Linked DNA regions of Homo sapiens: region 1 is linked to region 2. Evidence: chromatin loops called from intact Hi-C (ENCODE). Cell type or tissue: MCF 10A. All regions are shown on one strand. Each heading gives the region's core, and the rest is flanking DNA. Links, peaks and the distances in the headings are about the cores only.

What was found. Hi-C counts contacts between places; a loop is a spot of excess contacts. Peaks named below come from ENCODE experiments on the same cell type or tissue, not always from the same donor. Only the 100,000 strongest peaks of a DNase experiment are listed, where the experiment ranks them.
Region 1: it touches region 2 in a loop (8-fold over the local background); 4 of 110 quality-filtered maps call a loop at or near these places.

Annotation. Positions count from the first base shown.
Region 1 is chr6:64,730,812-64,736,200 of GRCh38, forward strand. The region is part of intron 22 of EYS (eyes shut homolog); the gene reads right to left. It also overlaps the pseudogene TMEM98P2. Among named protein-coding and RNA genes, the nearest start is that of ZC3H11C, 570 kb to the right of the region's middle. In MCF 10A, for the core only: a CTCF peak has its summit at 2,259; no DNase peak of the experiment used is centred there.
Region 2 is chr6:64,009,113-64,014,501 of GRCh38, forward strand. The region is part of intron 33 of EYS (eyes shut homolog); the gene reads right to left. All of the region lies in intron 3 of LOC107986608 (a long non-coding RNA gene), which reads left to right. Among named protein-coding and RNA genes, the nearest start is that of SCAT8, 200 kb to the left of the region's middle. RefSeq lists silencers at 261-396, 3,124-3,418. In MCF 10A, for the core only: a CTCF peak has its summit at 3,318 (motif pointing right); a DNase peak (open chromatin) is centred at 3,309.

The DNA.
Region 1 (5,389 bases), core at 305-5,304, 720 kb after region 2:
CTGTCTGAAAATTCGATGTTATTTATATTAGTAATACTACAAACTCTTAGTCTTGTTAAGATTAATTCCAAAATGTGATCTTAACGTAAATTCGAGGATTCATTTGGGGCAGGCAATTCAATGTCTAGGATCCATTTACTTCTGCTTTCCTGTTTTTAACATAGGGCAACTACAGTTTCATCTTGGAGAAAAGAAAATCATAGATTTTATCAAATAACCTCATCTTTTACATGAACAAGATAACTATTTACTTTCTCTTTAAAAATAAAGCATAATGAAACTGGACCCCTTCCTTATACCTTATACAAAAATTAACTCAAGATAGATTAAATACTTAAATGTAATACATAAAACCATAAAAACCCTAGAAGAAATCCTAGGCAATACCATCCAGGACATAGGCATGGGCAAAGACTACATGACTAAAACACCAAAAGCAATTGCAACAAAAGCCCCAGTTGACATATGGGATCTAATTAAACTAAGAGCTTCTGCACAGCAAAAAACAAAACCAAAAACAAACAAACAAAAAAACAAAAAACAAAAAACTATCATTACAGTGAACGGGCAGCCTACAGAATGGGAAAACATTTTTGCAATCCATCTGACAAAGGGCTAATATCCAGAATCTACAAGGAACTTAAACAAATGTACAAGAAAAATACAATGCTATCAAAAAGTGGGCGAAGGACAGGAACAAACACTTCTCAAAAGAAGAAATTTATGCAGGCAACAAACATATGAAAAAAAGCTCATCTTCACTGGTTATTAGAGAAATGCAGATCAAAACCACAATGAGATACCATGTCACACCAGTTAGAATGGTGATCATTGAAACGTCAGGAAACAACAGATGCTGGAGAGGATGTGGAGAAATAGGAATGCTTTTACGCTGTTGGTGGGAATGTAAATTAGTTTAAATGTTGTGGAAGACAGTGTGGCGATTCCTGAAGGATCTAGAACCAGAAATACCATTTGATCCAGCAATCCCATTACTGCGCATATACCCAAAGGATTATAAATCATTATACTAAAGAGACACATGCACACACATGTTTATTGCAGCATTGTTCACAATAGCAAATATATGGAACCAAATCAAATGCCCATCAATGTTAGACTGGATAAAGAAAATGTGGCACATATATACCATGGATTACTATGCAGCCATAAAAAAGGATGAGTTCATGTCCTTTGTAGTGACATGGATGAAGGTGGAAACCATCAATCTCAGCAAACTAACAGAGGAACAGAAAACCAAACACCACATGTTCTCACTCATAAGTGGGAGTTGAACAATGAGAACACATGGACACAGGGAGAGGAACATCACACACTGGGGCCTGTCGGGGTTGGGGGGCAAGGGGAGGGATAGCATTAGGAGAAATACCTAATGTTGGTGATGGGTTGCTGGGTGCAGCAAACCACCGTGGCACGTGTATACCTATGTAACAAACCTGCATGTTCTGCACATGTATCCCAGAACTTAAAGTATTAAAAAAAAAAAAAAGATGTTATTACCTCCTGGACTGGATTGCAGAGAAAACTGTAAATGTTTTAACACACTAGTGTTTCTACTGCCAAATTCCTGTTAGCTCATTAATTGCATTCCATATACACCTTTGCAAATGTTTGCCCTATAGTCTGTTTATAAACATCTTAGATATGGCAGAAATTTAAAAAAAAGTAAAAGAGATAAAAAACAACATTCATATGAATTATACTAATTTATTTTTATTTTTGAATTCTTATTTTTTGAGGGAATCGTAAGTATAAATTTACTGTATACCTAGTGGCGTATAGTAAAATTGTAGGCATAAGGATAAAAGGAAATAATAAACTTCATAGTGCTCAGCTTCAAACCCAAACCTCTAAATAACAGGACAGGCTCAGATACCTCAGGGATCAGGCAGATAATACAAATAAATGAAACAGGCAAAAAAGAGTACAGTCTTGCCAAGAGAGGCAATCCCTACTTAACTCCAACTGATTGTTCTCGTTTGAAAACACAAATCACAACTGCCAAATCTGATTGTTCAGGAGAAGCCAGAAATTCTGATGTATAACGTGAAACCTCTAGATTTCTTATATGGTAGCACAATTTTCTCTAAAACACTAGGTAATCTAAATAAAGCTGACCATCTATCAGTTTCAGTGCTGTGTTGTGCAAATGATGAATGGCATATCCCCTAATTGTGGTATTAGACTGCCTCTCACCAGCCACAATTTGTAATTGCAACAATGGCATCACCAGATAGGACTCTCCTGCTTTGCTATGCACACATTCCTGAGCCCTGGAGAACAACTAACTCTACAGGAAAAAGTGGAAGGCTCATCTAAGCCATTCTTGCTAGCTTTCATGACTAGCTGCTGGCCTACAGGCAATAAATTCCCAACTGCTCCTGCAAGTAGGCTTTAGGGCCTGGGAGGTCTTTATCTGGTTCAGAAGGCAAGGCTGCTTCTCAAAGCACCTCCAAGTGCTTTGGGGCCCCTGTTCAGATGGCAGGCATTTCTGGTTACCAGCACCTGATGACTGACAGGAGCAGGGCAGTCATACTCACATCCAGGAGCTTGGTGCTTAACAGATGGTACACTGATTTCACAACATCATCTACTCTGGGGATGATCCACTTGGCCACCACAATGATGCTGCTGACAGTGGTTGAAGTCTTCTTTTCAGCCTCTGAGCCCATTGTCATGGCAACAAGTTTTTCTCTCAAAGTGTGACAAATCTTCAAGATGACAATGCAGTGGGACATGAGACCCAAGGCATCCTAGATCCAGTCTTCATTCTCCAGAATGGGCTCTATGCCAGAGTGGGCGATGATGACATCATCTAGTTCTAACTCAGAGAGCTCAGATTGGGTCTCCATGGCACCCAAGAGACTCATAATGGGCTTAGAATCATAGCGCTGCAGCAGGTCTCCTGGCCAGCAGTAGCGCTGCACTCAAACCACCACCAAGACTGCAAACAAAGCCAGAAAGATGGTAGCCAGCACGCTTATGGCAACAATCACTGTGGCCTTCTTGCTTCTCTGTGGCTCCTGACTTAGTCTCACTCATATCCTCCTCATAGGCTAAATTTTCTGAACTGTAGATGACCAGTCCCATGGCGGTGGGAGCAAGCTATATTAATTTATTTTTTAAAGAAATGAAGAAGTATTTTTTAAATACCACAAAATATGATACCTTCAATTACGTTTAAAACAATAAAACAAACGAAACCCTTAGATGACAAATCCTAGTAACAATATTATATTGTGGTGCTTACCCAATCACGAATCTTCTGCCCATATTGCAGATATTTTAAGGGAAAAAAAAAAACAAGTAGAAACAAACAAAAAAATAGATTTACTGCTGGCCATATGGAGAAATTCTATTTTCAATAAATAATATAATTCAGAAAAGCTTTGTTGAGGACTAAAGCGAATAAGCACTTTGTAACCTTTACTTCTAAGAAACATTCCTTTTATTATCCATGTAAGTTATCTATAGAAAAAAATATTTCTAGCATGTTTTTATTTTTTTTTTAAGTTTTGTTTGAAGCTTTGAAGTATTCCTTAGCAATTTGTGTTTGGAGAGAAAAACTAGATATCTGGCATATGCAATAGGCACAACTTTTAGTTTGCAAGTGTTTTGATGTGATTTTTTCCACTGAAAATATTGCTATAAGAGCATAGAAATCAGAATAAGTTAAATCAATCTCCTTATAAAAAATTTTGGGGTTTGTGTAGACAATCTGTTGTAAGTTGTTTATGACTATTTCTAAGTATTTCTGTTAGCCATTTACAATTTTTTGTAAAAGTTGAGGCCATTCTGCTCCATTTTCTCTAAGTTCTCTCTCAAGGAAAAAATAAATTCTACCTAAAACTACACTAGAAAGTGTGTATATGCTCGCACATGTGTCCACATGGGGAAGAGTAGAGATTGGAGAAAATGTTCACACGGACAGGAAGGGGTATTACTGTGCCCTCTCAGAAATAAAGAACAAAATCAAGAACACTATGATTTTTCTTAATTTTAATATATCTTTTGAGTATTTGTATATAGTGACATTCTCATTAACTATGATTTCAGAACAATAGGAATTCTATATTTATTATTCTATTATTTTTCTATTAGTTCTTTCTCTCTAATATATGTTGCACAGAGGTATGCTTATATAAACCTAAATATGTTAATGAGGTGATTAAGACATAATATGCACTATATTATAAGACTGAAGTGTCTAGTCTAAATGACTTACTTTATGGTACAGTATAGGTTAAGTTTTCTGACTTTGTTTTTTTTGAGACCCAGTCATGCTCTGTCGCCCAGGCTGTAGTGCAGCGGTGCAATCTCTGCTCACTGCAAGCTCCATCTTCCGGGTTCACGCCATTCTCCTGCCTCAGCCTCCCGAGTGGCTGAGACTACAGGCGCCTGCCACCATGCCTGGCTAGTTTTTCGTATTTTTAGTAGAGACGGGGTTTCACCGTGTTAGCCAGGATGGTCTCGATCTCCTGACCTCGTGATCAGCCTGCCTTGGCCTCCAAGAGTGCTGGGATTACAGGCGTGAACCACCGTGCCCGGCCAGTTTTCTGACCTTTTTTTCTGCCTCCTGTGCACTATCTTATTTATTTAAATTTGGATAGTGACACAACTGATCTGAAAATTGCATGAATATACTCCTTTCAGATAATAATATATCCATGAGAAGAAAAAACACAAAATTTGAAAAAAATTGTATAACTTATACTTTGTCTTATTTAAGTATTTCTACTACATAGCAAGTAAAGTATATGAGTTTGATTTCACTTTCTTAAACTGAAAGGAAAATGATTGTACACATTTGAATAATATATTATTGAAACCTTAATGGTATTAGGGACATATCAAAAAAGAAATATTTACAATTGTTACAATTGATGGATAGTGTCTGACAAAAGTATTTATTTTTTGACATAAATGTAGTTTGGCTATTGATGAAGTTGTTAGGTAGCAATTTACTAATGTGTATAATATAATAACCAATAGATACAAATTCCTATTTCATGGAGGATGGAAATAAAGACAAAATAAAGAACTATGATCACACTGGGAGACTGAAAACATAAGCATATAATTAGATTAATTGAAATAGAGCTTTTTTGAGTTACATATTTCAGTTACAATCAAACCGATAGCTTAGTCCTTGAAGTTCTATAAAAGATGAATTAAATCTAATATATGCAATTGGTTGTATGCTCGAAAATTAGTTACTGAAATTCTCAAGCCCTTTCTATATTATTACAAAGGTTTTCTTCTGATAGCATATACTACTGGTTAATAAAAATTCACAGTAAATTCACTGAAAATATAACAATTTAAATTTTAACAATTTTGAAACATTCCACACTGGATTTGAATTTAT
Region 2 (5,389 bases), core at 223-5,222:
ATTTGGTCTTTACCTAATCTCATTTCTTGGAGGTTTATTCATTTATTCATTTTTTATTCATTTTTCTTTATTTTTGTCTGACTGAGTTATTTTGAAGAACTGGTCTTCGAGCTCTGAGATTCTTTCCTCCGCTTGGTCAATTCTGCTGTTAATTTGTGTTAGGAAATTCTCGATTTTTTTTTTTTTTTGGAGACGGAGTCTCACTCTGTCACCCAGGCTGGAGTGCAGTGGCGTGATCTCGGCTCACTGCAAGCTCCGCCCCCCAGGTTCATGCCATTCTCCTGCCTCAGCCTCCCGAGTAGTTGGGACTACAGGCACCCACCACCACGCAAGGCTAATTTTTTTGTATTTTCAGTAGAGATGGGGTTTCACCGGGTTAGCCAGGATGGTCTCAATCTCTTGACCTCGTGATCTGCCCACCTCGGCCTCCGAAAGTGCTGGGATTACAAGCGCGAGCCACTTCTCCCGGCCAGCTTGGTTCTTTCTTAAAATGACCATTTCATCTTTCATCTCCTGTATCTTTTTATTGTACTCCTTAGATTCTTTAGATTTTTTGACTTTGTTCTGAATCTTGATGATCTTTGTTCCTATCCGTATTCTGAATTCAATTTTGTCATTTCAGCCATTTAGGCCTGATTAAGTACCATTGCTGGAAAACCAGTTCAGTTTTTGGAGGTAAAAAGGCACTCTGGTTTTTTGAGTTGCCAGAGTTCTTGCGCTTGTTCTTTCTCATCTATATGGGTTGATATTCTTTCAGTCTTTGAAGTTGCTATCCTTTGGATGTGTTTTTGGTTTGTTTGTTTGTTTTTGCTTTTATCTTCTTTGATTTCCTTGGGGGTTTGATTGTGGTACAAAGTGGGTTCAGTTAACTGGCTTCATTTCTGGAAGGTTTTAGGGGGCCAGTGCTCAGCTCAGCACTCCTGGGCTGTGTGCTCTAACTCTGGGGGGTGGGGCTGGTACCAGACTCCTGGCTTTTTCTCTCTGGCCCCTTGAGGTTATGAACCTGCTGTGCTGGCAGGGCTGAGATATTTCCAGTCCGCTGGCCAGAACGCTCCGGTGAAGGGGAGCTGGCCAAAGCACTGCGTCGGGGTGGCAGCAGCAGGATCTGTGCTCAGTTGCACATGCCTGCACCGTGGCAGAGTACTGGCGAGACTGGGGATGCGGTGCTCCTGCTCTGACAGTGGTGGTGGTGTGGCAGGGGCAGGGTGTTGGCAGGTGCAGGGCTTCCAGCCTCCATGTGTGCATTTGCACTGGTGGCATTGGCTGTGTGTGTGTTTGGTTGGGGGGGGGGGTGGTGGTGTGGAGAGAAGGGGGACAGGGCTGTGGCCTGTAATTTCTCTTTTTAAATAGTAAAATTATTCCTTCATTTATGCTTTCTAGTGTTTTAAAAATACTTTAGAGTTTTTTCAGGCCCTTTCATAAAAATTGTCTTATCTAGAATGATTCCTGTTCCATTGTTGGTTTTCTTGGTTCCTTTTCCAGTATCTTTATGGGTTCTGATATTGTACTGTGCAGGCCCATTTTGAATGGGAGGTATGTTTCTTTTTCTCTCTTTTTGTGTACTCCCATTCTTCATGTCCTGTGTTCTTCTGCTGTGCCCAACCCTACCTGCTGAATGAGAAACGTACCTGATCTTTTGACACTGAAACCGGAATCTTCGCTAAAAGGTATTTGGTAGTTCTGTCCTACAATGATACTGGAAATATTCACAGGTCCATTCACAGAGCTGACAGACTGCTTGGCATAATTCAGGTCATGATACTTTGATTGCATTCTGTTCTCTTCCTGGGCTGGCAGCTTGCTAAAAGTCAGAATTCCAGATGGCAGCCTTTCTCTTTTTCTGAGTATATATATATGAATATATTTATATTCCCTTATATATTTTATTTATCTTTATAAACCTATATCTATATCAGATCTTTCACAAATCTTTTTGAGCAAATAGTTTTAGTTCCTTTTACCTTACAGGAGATAAGCTTTTCTATTTCTAGATTTATATCTTAGCAAGTATGTACTCTTACCTTCTTTGCTGCTTTGCATATTTGTCTATTTCTTGTCTAAAGATATGTTTGTCTTGTTTTTGAACTTGCCTTCATGTTTTCAGTTTTCTTCCTTTATTTTTTCTATCACTGCTAGCACATAAAAGTGTGAAGTTACAGAGTCATCTTGACCCGAAATCCCCCATTTTCTTTTTTTATTATGAGAAAACACAAAAATGAAAGATCAAACTAAGTTCTTGCCTTTGAAGGGACATGTACATAGAAAATTGTCTTTAATTTGTGAGAGGTAGGATGAAAAAAAAGTTAACCAAGCCATTTGGAAGTGCCTTCATGATTTTGCAGTCTTTAAATTTGGAAGGACTAATTTCTTTGGCTTTTCTATCTCAGGTTTGTTTTGTGCTATAGGCATTTGAATGCATCTGTCTCATATTTTTTTTTCCAGTGGTATATTTCAAAAGCACATAAGTAAAGTAGTTTGTTTTTTTTTTTTCCAGAGAGAAATAGAACGTATGGATTTTTTTTTCTTTTTAAGGTACCTATGTTTTATTTGTCAAATCTGGTGGTTATATGAGTTATTGGCATCAAACCATAATGAAATTAAATGCTTTAAAGCAGTATCTCATTGCTGGGCTGAAGGTGTGTGAAACCTAGTTCATGTATAATTGCAGCATGAAGCCATGATGTAACAGTAAGAAAACTGAACAGCACCAACTGCTTCTAGGGAATACTGCAAAATTGATGATGATACTGAATGCTTTCACAGGTGCAAAACATAAATGTTCTTTTCTCTTGTCTTTAGGCTTGGCAATTACCCAACAATAACACTGGCTTGTTTATTTTAGATTTTGGGCATGCATTAACATTGCTAATAAGTTTTTCCTCTCCTCTCCTCTCCTCTCCTCTCCTCTCCTCTCCTCTCCTCTTGTCCCCTCACCCCCTCCCCTCCTTTCCTTTCTTTCCTTTCATTTTCTTAGTTAAATGTTAAAAATGAATGCAAAAATGTCTATCTTCCAGATTTTAATTATTTCCAGATTAATAACTTGAATTTCTGACCAATAATAGTTTGCCTTAATGTATACTGAATAAATGTAAGTCTATTGCTCTGAAGTGAATAGTAGCATATGAATTAAGCATTAACTCAGAACTTTTATTTAAAAGAATCTTCTTAGGCTACATTTAAGATAGAAAGAGGGTAAGTTCAGTTGTTAGCAACTATGATCTCCATGCTCAGCCAGAAGTTTTAGCTGACTAGTGACAGCTCTACATGAGAATAGCTGGGATGGGAGACTCAGAGCCCAGAGACTCAGTATCAGCAGATGGCAGTAAAGGTACATGGCAGAGATGGAGGCACTGAAAGGAATCTGATCCCTACAAAGACTAACTTAAGATCTAATTGATAGCATTATTGTTTTACCTCCCTGTTTGTAACAGGGAAACATGGAAAATATATTTCAAAAATTAGACATTAGGCAGTATGGGTGAAACTGTCCAGAGACATACAGCTTTCCTTACCACTTCACTTATCCAGTGTGATTGTCATGGCTGGGTAAGCAAATTTAAGGAAATGCTGTTTCCTAAAAGTGGGATGGTTTTCATACAGCCCTATCAACACAGCCATATTTCTTGACATTGTCTGTGCAACTCAGCACAAAATAAATGTTAAACAGTATAAAAAAAGGATCACGCATAAAAGCCACAGTGTCAGGACTTTTGTCTAGCAAAAGCAATATAAACACACTGTTTTTAAAAAGCATCCTGTTTTTGCTTAGATCGTCACAGAGTTGGCCAGCCTGACAGTACAAAGAGCTTTGTATAAAAAGCGCTCCATGACCTCTAATAAGTGATTTTTCTGAGCACTTCCTGCCTCTGGATGATAGTCATGTGGCGGTCACTAGTTTTAGATTATATTAGTTAGACTTCTCTCTGACAAAACAGCCCAAATACACTTTATAATAAATTACAGAGAAAACCAAGCCATTTTCCTGTGATGTACTGATATTAAAAAAGGATCTGTGATGATTCCTGAGGACCACTGAAGCAGAAACTTCACTTACTCCCTTGATTAAACAGAGCAGTCGTCAAGGGAACATACAACCAGCCATCACGAGATACTGGAGATTTTCCAAGAACTGTGATTTTCTTTCCGACTACGCTATCCAATTCACGTGCAATGGGACTCGCAGCATATTCTCTAGATTTCATGGTCTCCTGGTAGCGCCTCTAAATGTGTAAATGCCCAGAATTCTCTTGTTTTCTTTAGCCGGTAAAAGCATTCATATAATGACAATTACAATTACACAAATATAAATTTGCATCCAGAAAGCTTCCTGTTTTTTTTGACCTGACATCCATTTCTAACCTCTCTGAACATGTTGATGATGAGTGTCAATGGGATGCTGGAGGAGCCTGGCACTAGCTCGTGAGAGCTAATTTTGCATATCTTTCCCAAATGCCACATTCAGTGAATTCATATTGTTAGCTTGAAATATAGGCCATGGTAAAAGTATTTATTCCAGGGAAAGTGGCAAATGCTACAAATCACCACCCCACCCTTTTTTTTTCCCTGAGAGATGATTCTTAAAAACCAGTATGCCACTGAGTTTCTTGAACATTTCTTAGTAGCATTTAAGTATTCACTTAGAACAAGGGCATTAGGAAAGCTGAAAAGCTCAACTTCACTGTTGCCATTTCGTTTGAGATTTCAGTAAAAAAAAAATTCTTTTTCTTTTTGGAATCTATTATTTCACAGTTCTAGATTGGGCTAATTCACTCTGATGGTGAATGTAAGTTCTAAGAATATTACCCTAAAACCTACACATGTTCAGTTTACAAATACGAGATAGTATTTAATTTTATTCTCCACTTCCAGTACTTATTATGTACTCAATTTATTTGGTTTTTAGTAGTTTTAGGGGTGTTCACTCCTCTGAGTAATCAATTAAAACTCAGGACTTAAAACATTGATTTCTGATCCTTTCATCTCAAACATTTGAACTCACACACACACATATTTTGAAAGAAAGAAGTTTTTTTTTCAAGTTAAAAGACCGTATGGAAAAACTCAATTAGGTAACAAGCAGATCACTTTACCAAAATTTAAACAAAAAGTAATTCAGATGATATTGGTAGGTGGAGATTCACTCACATTAGGTGGTAAATGAAAAGGCCATGTGTGTCCCTGCCATTTTTTTTTTTACAAAGATATGTTACAGTGAGGGATTCTTTTTATAAAATTGCCTTAACATTAAGTATGTAGTTTTTTTGTTTTCTAATAATACTTCAGTTTCCAAATGGTTGGTACTATTTGCAGTACATAATTTTCCTGACAATGCATTTTACTGAGATTTATGAAGAAACAGAAAATATTTTAATGTTAAGATATTTATACT